2 separate regions of the Homo sapiens genome follow, and region 1 is linked to region 2. Evidence: read pairs that join two places in POLR2A ChIA-PET (ENCODE). Cell type or tissue: A673. All regions are shown on one strand. Links, peaks and the distances in the headings refer to the core of each region. The heading gives the core; the rest is flanking DNA. Region 1 has its middle 29 kb from the start of CFAP36. Region 2 overlaps PPP4R3B (protein phosphatase 4 regulatory subunit 3B).

Region 1 (5,385 bases), core at 88-5,087, 120 kb before region 2:
CTATCTTATATTCAAGGCTCTTTTAAAGAATCTACATATAACTTTCATTTTAAGAGACCAGTATTTTAGGCATTAAAACAAAAGAGCTATAAAGAATTCTACTTGAAGTCAATTCAAGGACTTAATTCAATCCAAGAGAAATACAGAGCTTAGCTGAGTATATATTCCAATCTAGTTCCTGCCACAGTTAGGAGGTATCTTCAGGAGCTATCATCAATTATAGGATGACATGCAAAATTCTTGTAGAAAGCATGTGCTCACTCTCTCCCAGAAAAAAAAATGACTTACCTATTTTGTAAAATCCAAAGAAGGCAAAGACAGAGGAAGAATGCAACAAGGAGCAACAAAGTATTTTGCCAAGCATTAGAATATAAAGAAGACAAATGAAGATATTATATATTTAACTCTTCATTTGGCAATTTATTTTCTGGAGGAATAAGAAATATAGTAATTTACCTAATTAATAAAAAGAGAAAATAAAATATTTACATAGCATCTTATTACATTCTAATCACTTGCTCATGTATAATATCTTGAAATGGTAACTGGCGACTATATTTTAGGCACAGCTACCATGGGTGCTGGCACAAAGTAAGCAAGGTCTCATTGTCCTCTGAAGGCTTTTCGAATATCACTTCCCCTGGGAAGCTCTTTGATTATTCCCAGCTCCACTATGAGGGTAGTATCTGCTGTCTGTCCTGTATGTTCCTAACATACTCAACCAATTAATTTTTAAGTAATTAATTTCTATGATAGCACTTATCACATTGTCACCTCTATAGGGACACTATTTTATGCAACTTTTTATCTTCATAAAAAGTAAAGCTGGCCATGGTGGTGTGCACCTGTAGTCCCAGCTATCCCAGAGACTGAGGCAGGGGATTACTTGAGCCCAGGGGTTTGAGTCCAGCCTGGGCAACATAGCAAGACCCTGTCTCTTAACAAACAAACAAAAAGTAAGTGACAGTGTTATCGGCTGAATTATGTTCCCCTGCCCCACCTATATTTGAAATCATAACCCCCAGTACCTCAGAATATGACTGTATTTGGAGATGGAAGAGTCTTGAAAGAGGTGATTCAGTTAAAATGAGATGGTTAGGGTACATCAGTTAGGATACAACTGATGTCCTTATAAAGAAGAGGAAATATGGACACAAAGAGAGTAGCCAGTAGATACGAATACAGAGGAAAGACCATGTGAGGTCACAGTGAGAAGGTGGCCAACTGCAAGCCAAGAAGACTGAGAAGAAACAAACCCTGCTGACACCTTGATCTTCGACTTCTAGGCTCCAGAACTGTGAGAAAATAAATTTCTGTTGTTTAAGGCATCTAGTCTGTGGTGTTTTGTTATGGCAACCCCAGTAAACCAATACAGACAGTCACAGGTAAATGACAAATAGAAAGTGTTTTAAAAATGAGAGCTATTATGTGTAATTGGCAGTTACTCTGTGTATACATCTTGTATATAGATTATTTATGCACATCATTAGCAAGCTTTAGGAATTTATGTCTCTGCATTCATGCTTCCCTTATGATTGTCTTTAAGTTCCATGACCGTCTCTATGTCTGTTAGGGAGTTGAGTGAATTATTGTTTTTCAAGCTTTGCATTCAAGACATTTTGAGAGAATTCTTAACCATTACAAAGACTTCTATCATACATAAAATTGATTCCCTGAGGTAAATCATTGTGTCCTACAATTCAGTTGTATGAATGTTTCATTCAGGTAAGGGGCACAGAAAATTATCAGGATTCAAATTAATTCAGAAGGAAAATAGCTCTGGATTTTTCATAAATTTGTATTAACTTTTTTCAGAATTCATTTAGATTTTTCATAAGATAATGTGAGAAAATAATGTAAGAGTTTTGATAATTTTTTACATAAAATGGGGAAAATTAAATTAAAAATGAAAACGTTTAAGTTATTGCTGTTAGGTAAAATAATAAATAAATAAATAATTTCAGGTCTTACCTGTATGATTCATGGAGTCATAGCCAAAAATGTAACGGATTGCATCATTCTTTGCTCTCAATACTGCAAGGGCTTCCCCTGTTCACCTTGTCTCGAGGGCTCTGAATGATCTGGCTCCAGGCTACCTGCTCTGACTTTATTTTCTACCTTTTCCCCCTTTTCTCTCTGGGCGTTAGCCACAAGGTCTCCTTCAGGATCCTGAAATACACTAATTCCATCTGGCTTTTTCTGAGTCACATGACTTCTCCTTTCTCTTTATTCCAAGCTCTATTTAATGCACCTGATCAGGTCTTCCCTAATCATCCAGATAAACAGCATCTCTGTCATTCTCTTTCTCCTTACCTATTGTTTTCTTCTTTTTTCAGAGCATCTCTTAATACCTGGGCATTATATCTTTGTTTATCTGTTTATTGTCTCTCTCTTCCTACTCCATTTTCAGCTCCCCAAGGACAAGAGCTTTGTTAATAAATACTATTGGATGAATATCTGTAGCATCACACACTGAAGTCTGACATAACAGCTTTTCATAGTCCTTAATGATATAATAAATATTGGAATGCAGCAAATAATGATGAAGAGATGTATCCAATTATACACTGATTACATTATGTTGTCCCAGAAATCTCTATATTTGTCATTGTGCTCTGTGTGTTTGACCCCTTTGAAGGTGTCTTCTGCTCAGAACTTTCACCCAGTGTCTCACAACTGCCCCTGGTCCTCAGAAATAAATCTTTGGTAAAAGCAACACTGTTTAATAGAAATAAAATACGTGCCACATATGTACTTTAAAATTATCTAGTAATAGTAACACTAATAGTAATTAAAATGAAATGTAGTTCTACAAAAATAATAAAATTGTGTGTAATGGAAAAAAATTAACATTGCTTCAGTTTTAAAATTTAAATCAATAAAAATTAAATAAAATAAAAAATTCAGTTCCTCAGTGACATTTCAAGTGCTCCATAGCCATATGTGGCTGGGGGCTTCTGTGTGGAGTAGTATGGGATATAAAGCACCTGATGCTGCCTCCAAGGCATACCTGATTGGAGCAGCAGCAGCCTGATCCAATCAGATTCCTCTCCCCAGGATTTTGAATTTTGAACTGAGATACAGAGAGACCAGAGAAGTTTGGCGCTGAGTCATGCTTGTGGCAGAATTCCAAGGGAAGGTTCATGAGCAGCTGTTGCCAGGGTCCCCAGAGCTTCCTTAGCTTCCGCTCTTCATGGTTGGTTGTTCAGTTCTTTGGATTCTGTGAGAGAGCCTAATATATTTCCAATAAATTATTTTCTCCCTTGAGCCACCTCAAGCTGGTTTCTGTTACTTGCAATGATACTAATTTAAATAAATAAATAAATCTTAGCAACAACGTTTTCTTAAAAGGAGATACATAAAATAACGTAATTAGGCAGATGTGTATGCAAAACTGCTTTGACTACTTTAGAAAATCTTAATTGTCCACAGTGTTATCGACTGTCAACAAAATGGAACACAGTGTAGATAATTCAAGAGTAAACTGATACAAAAAGAGCATTTATTTGGTCTTGAAACGCATTTGTGTGAATTGGGGTTGGGGATGGGGGCAGAGCAAAAACAAGATACAGCTTTCTAATTGTTTTACAGAGAATTTAATCAGCACGAATTCTCCAAGAATGACACTGATCACACAGCAGGTGCTTGATAAATGCATGTTGATTAATTGATTTAGAATACACCAGCTGTCGGTGAAAGAATGTGATCCACAATCAAACCATTTGACAGAAGAAAGCCAGGATGGCTTTTAAAATTAGTAACAACATAGAAATCTACATGCAAATAATTCAGAGATGGTGGTGCTGTCTTTGGTTCCCTTCCTAGATGAGAACAAGATAAATCATACTCTGCTTTGGGAAGAAGGTATTCAGTGTTTAAGGCTGTAAACAGAGGAACACATTCTCCAGTCATTTGTTTCTAGCAGTATGTATGTATCCGGGAGGCCTTCTGATTGCAGATACCAAGTTGTGGGAAGGAGAAAGGCAGTGGGAAGCATATGTGATCATAAGTGATCTCCCCTGATCCTGGTGAGCTTTGAATTTTCCTCCTCTTAAATTTCATAAGGTTGAAAAAGAGAAGTAAAAAAGACTTTTGGAAAGCCAGGCTTAAATGGGTGGAGGGGAATCTAATCAAGCCTCTAGAACTTCTACTGGTTTATAGAAAGTATCAGATAAAGAATGCACACAGGGACGCAATCAGCCAAATCTAGGAAGGGGAAAATTCTACAGGACAAATGACCTGGTTTTTTCAATAGATAATAAATTCTAGAATTATTTTGTAAATAACATGATTGCATTGGACGACAGTGCCCCCTGGTAGAATACTGTTTTAGGCTGGGATCCCTAGATACAAATTCTGGGTGGGGAGTTGAAAGCAGAAGTTTACTGCAGCAATACCACTGTGAGGAAGTAAGGAAGGTGGGACTGGACACTGAAGAAAGTGACCACAAGGGCAGGTGCGGTGGCTTACACCTGTAATCCTAGCACTTTGGGAGGCTGAGGTGGTAGGATCACCTGAGGTCAGGAGTTAGAGACCATCCTGGCCAACATGGTGAAACCACATCTCTACTAAAAATACAAAATTAGCTGGGCATGGTGGCTCATGCATGTAATCCCAGCTACTTGGGAGGCTGAGGCAGGAGAATCACTTGAACCCAGGAGGCAGAGGTTACAGTGAGCCGAGATTGAGCCATTGCACTCCAGCCTGGGTGACAAAAGCGAAACTCCATCTCAAAAAAAAAAAAAAGGAAAGTGACCCCAGTGAGGTTTCAGCTATGGCCTCAGTTATCCTGTGGAGAATTATGGAGTGGGGATGGCCCTTCAGGATTGTCTCAAAGTGAGGCAAGGGGTCCAGGCTATGTATTCCTACCCTCAGCCAGTCATTTGACATAGGCCACCCCTGGTAAGGGTATAACTTTAGGAGAGGCAGTTCATTGCAGCCAAGAGGTGTACCCCACAGAAAACAATAATATCCACTACAATAATATAAAACAATTAAATCCTGCAAGTAGGTCGGGTGTGGTGGCTCATGCCTGTGTAGTCCTAGCACTTTGGGAGGCCGTGGCGGGCTGATCGCTTGAGCACAGGAGTTCGAGACCAGACTGGGTAGGCAACATGTCAAAACCCTGTCTGTATTAAAAATAGAAAAAAATGAGCTGGCCGTGGTGGTACATAGCTGTGATCCCAGCTACTCAGGAGGCCGAGGTGGGAGGATTTCTTGAGCCTGGGAGGCTGAGGCTACAGTGAGCTATGATCATACCACTGCACTCCAGCCTGGGTGACAGAGGAAGACCCTGTCTCAAAAAGAAAAAAATAATATATCCTGAGATTAGTGACACTTCGCTATTATTCAAACCATAATTTGCATAATAATGGAATTTTATTT
Region 2 (5,385 bases), core at 252-5,251:
AGTCTCACTCTGTTGCCCAGGTTGGAATGCAGTGGTGCAATCTTGGCTCACTGCAACCTCCACCTCTGGGTTCAAGTGATTCTCCTGCCTCAGCCTCCTGAGTAGCTGGGATTACAGGCGTGTGCCACCACACCGGATTAATTTTTGTATTTTTAGTAGAGACAGGGTTTCACCATGTTGGCCAGGCTGGTCTTGAACCCCCGACCTCAGGTGATCTGCCAGCCTTGGGCTCCCAAAGTGCTGGGATTACAGGTGGGAGCCACTGCACCCAGCCCCTCATTCTTAACTTTAAATTCTTTTCTCTGATCTTGTCAAAATACCAGAAACTAAATGGGGTTTATATTTAGAGTTCTTTTCCAATGCTGAGGACTGACCCTGGGAAACAGTCAACGGTTACTGATCTTTCTTCTTCCTGATTACCAATAACTGATCCATCACATGCCCTGTCAATTCTACCTTCAATAAAGATCACAAAATCCATCCATCTCTGTCCATCTCTATCACCTCAATCCAATCCAACATTATCTTTTGCTTGGACTATGCAGCAATCTCCCAATGAGTTTCCCACTTATTGCTTCTCTTCAATTCCACAGATTGATACTATTAAGTATTTTGGATCATGTCATCACTTTGCATAAACTCTTCAAAAGCTTACTTTAAAAATCCCAACTTGGCTGGATATGGAGGCTCATGCCTGTAATCCCAGCACTTTTGGAGCCCAAAGAGGGAGAATTGTTAAGCGCAGGAGTTTGAAACCAGCCTGGGCATCATAGTGAGACCTCATCTCTACTAAACATTAAAAAAATTAGCCAGGTATGGTGGTATGCGCCTGCAGTCCCAGCTACTCAGAAGGCTGAGGTGGGAGGATCGCACCTAGGAGGTCAAGGCTGCGTGAGACTTAATCATGCCACCGTGCTTTTGGCTGGGAGACAGTCTCATCTCAAAACCACCGCCCTGCCTCCAAAAAAATTCCAAACGAAAAGATAGTGACCAGCCAGAAGCAGCACTCGATGAGGTATTTCTGGATGAATGAATATATGTGGTCAGATCAACAAGACTCAGTCTTGAGCTCTGTTCTTTTCTCAATTTATAGCTATTACCTCAAAGGAGGTTACCTTGTAGCTAAAAATTCATAATTCATCTGATTTTTTTTTTTAAAAGGCTGGAGTGCAGTTGGCTATTCACAGGTGTGATCATCACGAACTATAGCCTCAAACTCCTGGTCTCAAGTGATCCTCCTGCCTCAGCCCCGAAAAGCTGGGACTACTACTGGCATGCTAGGCCTTTTATGATTCTTAAATTAGAATCTCCTGCCGGAAAGTCTCACCCTATCTCTATTCCCAGATGTTCATTTTAAGACCTTTTCATGGGCTGGGTGTGACGACTCATGTCTGTATTCCCAGCACTTTGGAAGGCCAAGATAGGTGGGCTGCTTGAGCTCAGGAGTTCAAGACCAGCCTGAGCAACATGGCATAATCCCATATCTACAAAAAATTAGCCAGGCATGGTGTGCACACCTACAGTCCCAGCTACTCAGGAGGCTGAGGTGGGAGCCTGAGCGCAGGAAGTTAAAGCTGCAGTAAGCCATGATCACGCCACTGCACTCCAGCCTCGGCAACAAAGCAAGACTGTGTCTCAAAAAAAAAAAAAACAAAAAAAACAAAAAAACTCTTTCCATTTATTTTACTGTATGTAACTTCAAAGCCCGGATGGAAAAGAAAAAAAAAGCAAAGCACAAAACAGTATACAGTATGCTACCAGTTATACCAATAAAAGGGAAAAAATACATACAATTGTATGCATATTTGCTTACATATGCATACCTCCAGCAAGATATATAAGAAACTGGTGATGTCAGTGGCCTCTAGCAAGGGAAACTGTACGGACAGAATCTGGCGTGGGAAAGAGACTTCAATAAATACCTTTTGAATTTTTAACTGGGCTAATATATTACACACTAAAAAAAATTTTTTTTAATAAGCCTCAAACCAAAAGATTAATGTAAACCTGCTTAACTTCCCACTTTCTGGAAAGAACCATCACCTTCCTGGCCAGACTCAAAAACACTATCAGTGACCTTTGATTCCTTCTCTTTAATATTTAATCATTTACTAAATTTTCCAGCACTTTCTGGAAAATATACTGGAGCTCTGTTCCTTCAAGTCCATTTACCGTGGTGGAATAGACTTTCATTTTTTGTATCTGAATTATTGCAAAAGGTCTTGCTACTCAAAGATCTTCTGCTCCACCCTATCCCTCCTCCCCAATTTATTATTCATGACATTGCCACACTCATTTCTTTAAACACAGTATCACTTTAGGCCCCTACTCAAGAACCTGTAATGTCCCCTTCTGAACCTGTGTATTATCATATTTGGGATTGGTGGTAGGAGGGGGAGAAACCACTGCTACAAATAGGCTTAATACCTTTTGTAGCAAGTGTATTTCCTTTCCTATCACAGTTCCTTCCACTACCACCACCAAGAATGAAGTTTTTCTTAATGATTCCAGCTTATATTAACCTCTTCCTTAATTTTCTACTGCTCTAAGTCTGTGGAAAATGCAAGTTTACTTTTTATATTTTGTGTTGGCACATACCTGCTGTATAATCTCAGTCAAGAATCTTACCCTTTCTGTACCTTTGTTGCCTCATGTGTGAAATGCTTTCACGGGCTTTCAGTGAAGACTGTGGTAAAACACTGTTATAAGCTATCTTATTATCATTCTTTATCTGTTTCATCTGTTACATCCTGCCTCCAAATAAAACTGCAATGAGGATTTTCTTAAACCCAATTAACACACAATTGTGTTAAATAGGTACACATTCTTATGACTCTGGTTTTTTTTTTTTTTTTGAGAGAGTCTTCCTCTATCGCCCAGGCTGGAGTGCGGTAGCACAGTAACAGCTCACTGAAGCACTGACCTCCTGGGCTCAAGCAATTCTCCCACCTCAGATTCCCAAGCAGCTGGGACTACAGGTGTGTGTCACCATGCCCAGCTAATTTATATTTTTTGCAGTGAGAGTCTCAGTATGTTGCCCAGGCTGGTCTTGAACTCCTGGACTAAAGTGATCCTCCTGCCTCAGCCTCCCAAAGTGTTGAGATTACAAGTGTGAGCCACTGTGCCTAGTATGACTCTTGTTTTTTATTAAGATATGTTGCCCAGGCTGGGGTGCAATGGCTACGCACAGGCACAATCATAGCACCCTACAGCCTCAAACTCCTGGCCTTAAGTGATCCTCCAGCCTCAGCCTCCCAAGGAGCTGGGACCACAAGCACACGCCACCACACCTGGCTTTGACTCTGCTTTTGATTTAGTCAGTATCAGTGGGACTGATTTGAAGTAACTTAAAATTTCTGTCACACCTATCAGGTATGTTATTTCATGTTGTATCATATAATGATTCTCTTCTCTTTCCAACATGTTTAAATGCTTAAGTTTATTGGGTAAGTACATCTTCTTCCATTAACGACTTCAGTACTATGCACAGTAAGGAAGAAAGTGATGTGAATCAATAATGACTTTTCAATATCCAGTCATATGACATTCAGCTTGACTCATTCTAACTCCTTTTAGGCTCACAATTTGGTACTTCATTTATGAAAGAAAAGATGTATCTTGAGCACACAATTTAGTAGTTGGCTCATTTTAAAACTATAATGTTAAAAGAAGAATGTTAAACATTCCCCTCTGAATTTACTCAATTTTTTTTTTTGAGACAGAAAAATCGCTTTGTCTCTCCACCTGGAGTGCAGTGGTACAATCATGGCTTACTACAGTCTCGACCTCCGAAGCTCAAATGATCCTCCCGTCTCACCTCCAGAAGTAGCTGGCACTATAGCTGCGCACCACCACACCTGGATAATTTTTGAATTTTTTTTGGTAGAGACAGGGATCTTGCTATGTTGTGCAGGCTGTTCCCGAAATCCTCAGCTCAAGGGATCCTCCTGCCTTGGCCTTCCAAAGTGCTGAGATTGCAGGTGTGAGCCACCATGCCTGCCATAGTCAACATATTTTAATACAGCAAAATGGCCTATAAACATCTCATTCACTTACTCATTAAGTTTTTAATAAAAAACCCGCTAATGGAAACAAAAAATTTAACCCATTACTGCAGTCCCAGCTACTGGAGAAGCTGAGATGGGAGGATCACTTGAGCCTAGGAGTTCAAGCTCAGCCTGGGCATCATAGCAAGATCCCATCTCTGAAAACAATTTTTTAAATTTTAACTCCACTACTGAACAACAGACTTCATGTGATATTTGGAAATTAATAACTTTCTAGACTAATTTATTGAATAACCTAAATGATGCCTTTTACAAAGGATAATTCTAACAAACATAGAAAAATGTTACTGTATTTGGAAATCTCAATTTGTGTAACTTCAAATAACTACAAATTAAGCTGAATACAGCCACTGCTCACACCTGTAATCCCAGCACCATGGAGGTGCTGAAGCAAAAGGATCACTTGAGGCCAGGAATTCAAATCAGCCTGGGCCACACAGTGAGACCGTCTCTACAAACACAACAACAACAAAGTTTTGTAATAAATTTTTTAAAGGTGCAAATTTAGCCTGGACAACATAACGAGACCCCATCTTTACAAATTTTTTAAAAAATTAGTAAGGTTGGCCGGGCTTGGTGGCTCACACCTGTAATCCCAGCACTTTGGGGGGCCGAGGCGGGCGGATCACGAGGTCAGGAGATCGAGACCATTCTGGCTAACACGGTGAAACCCCATCTCTACTAAAAAATACAAAAAAATTAACTGGGCGTGGTGGCGGGCGCCTGTAGTCCCAACTACTTGGGAGGCTGAGGCAGGAGAATGGTGTGAACCCGGGAGGCGAAGCTTGCAGTGAGCAGAAATCGCACCACCACACTGCAGCATGGACGACAGAGCGAGACTCCATCTCAAAAAAAAAAAAAAAATTAGTCAAGCATGGTGGCTCACATCCATAATCCCATCTACTCAGAAGGCTGAAATTGGAGGATCGCTTGAGCCCAGGAGGTTGAGGCTGCAGTGAGCTGTGATCAAACCACTGTACTCCAGCCTAAGGGACAGAAGAAGACCCTCTCAAAAAAATTATTTTCAAAAGTGCAAATTGAAGATTTGGGTGAAAATATGAAAAACCATGTCTATTACAAAGAAACTAAGTTTAACATAACCCCTAAATGGCCCTATGATTTCAATTAGAAAAGTGTACTCAATTTAAACAAAAATAAACAGGTAACATCATTCACACAAGTTTTTCACTCTTCTTCAGTGTTTCCATATTCTTCTCATTACCAGAGTTCTCTTATACACCTGAATGTTATGTTGCCAAAAAAAAAAAGCCCAACGAAAAAATAAACTATTACAAAACCCCAAATAGTATATTATTTA

The links. Peaks named below come from ENCODE experiments on the same cell type or tissue, not always from the same donor. Only the 100,000 strongest peaks of a DNase experiment are listed, where the experiment ranks them.
Region 1: POLR2A ChIA-PET joins it to region 2 with 7 read pairs; 2 of 35 experiments call an interaction of 5 or more read pairs at or near these places.

Annotation. Positions count from the first base shown.
Region 1 is chr2:55,487,659-55,493,043 of GRCh38, forward strand. No RefSeq gene overlaps it. Among named protein-coding and RNA genes, the nearest start is that of CFAP36, 29 kb to the right of the region's middle. In A673, for the core only: no CTCF peak of the experiment used is centred there; a DNase peak (open chromatin) is centred at 3,123; H3K27ac peaks cover 1,177 bases.
Region 2 is chr2:55,608,031-55,613,415 of GRCh38, forward strand. All of the region lies in intron 2 of PPP4R3B (protein phosphatase 4 regulatory subunit 3B), which reads right to left. Among named protein-coding and RNA genes, the nearest start is that of PPP4R3B, 6.9 kb to the right of the region's middle. In A673, for the core only: no CTCF peak of the experiment used is centred there; no DNase peak of the experiment used is centred there.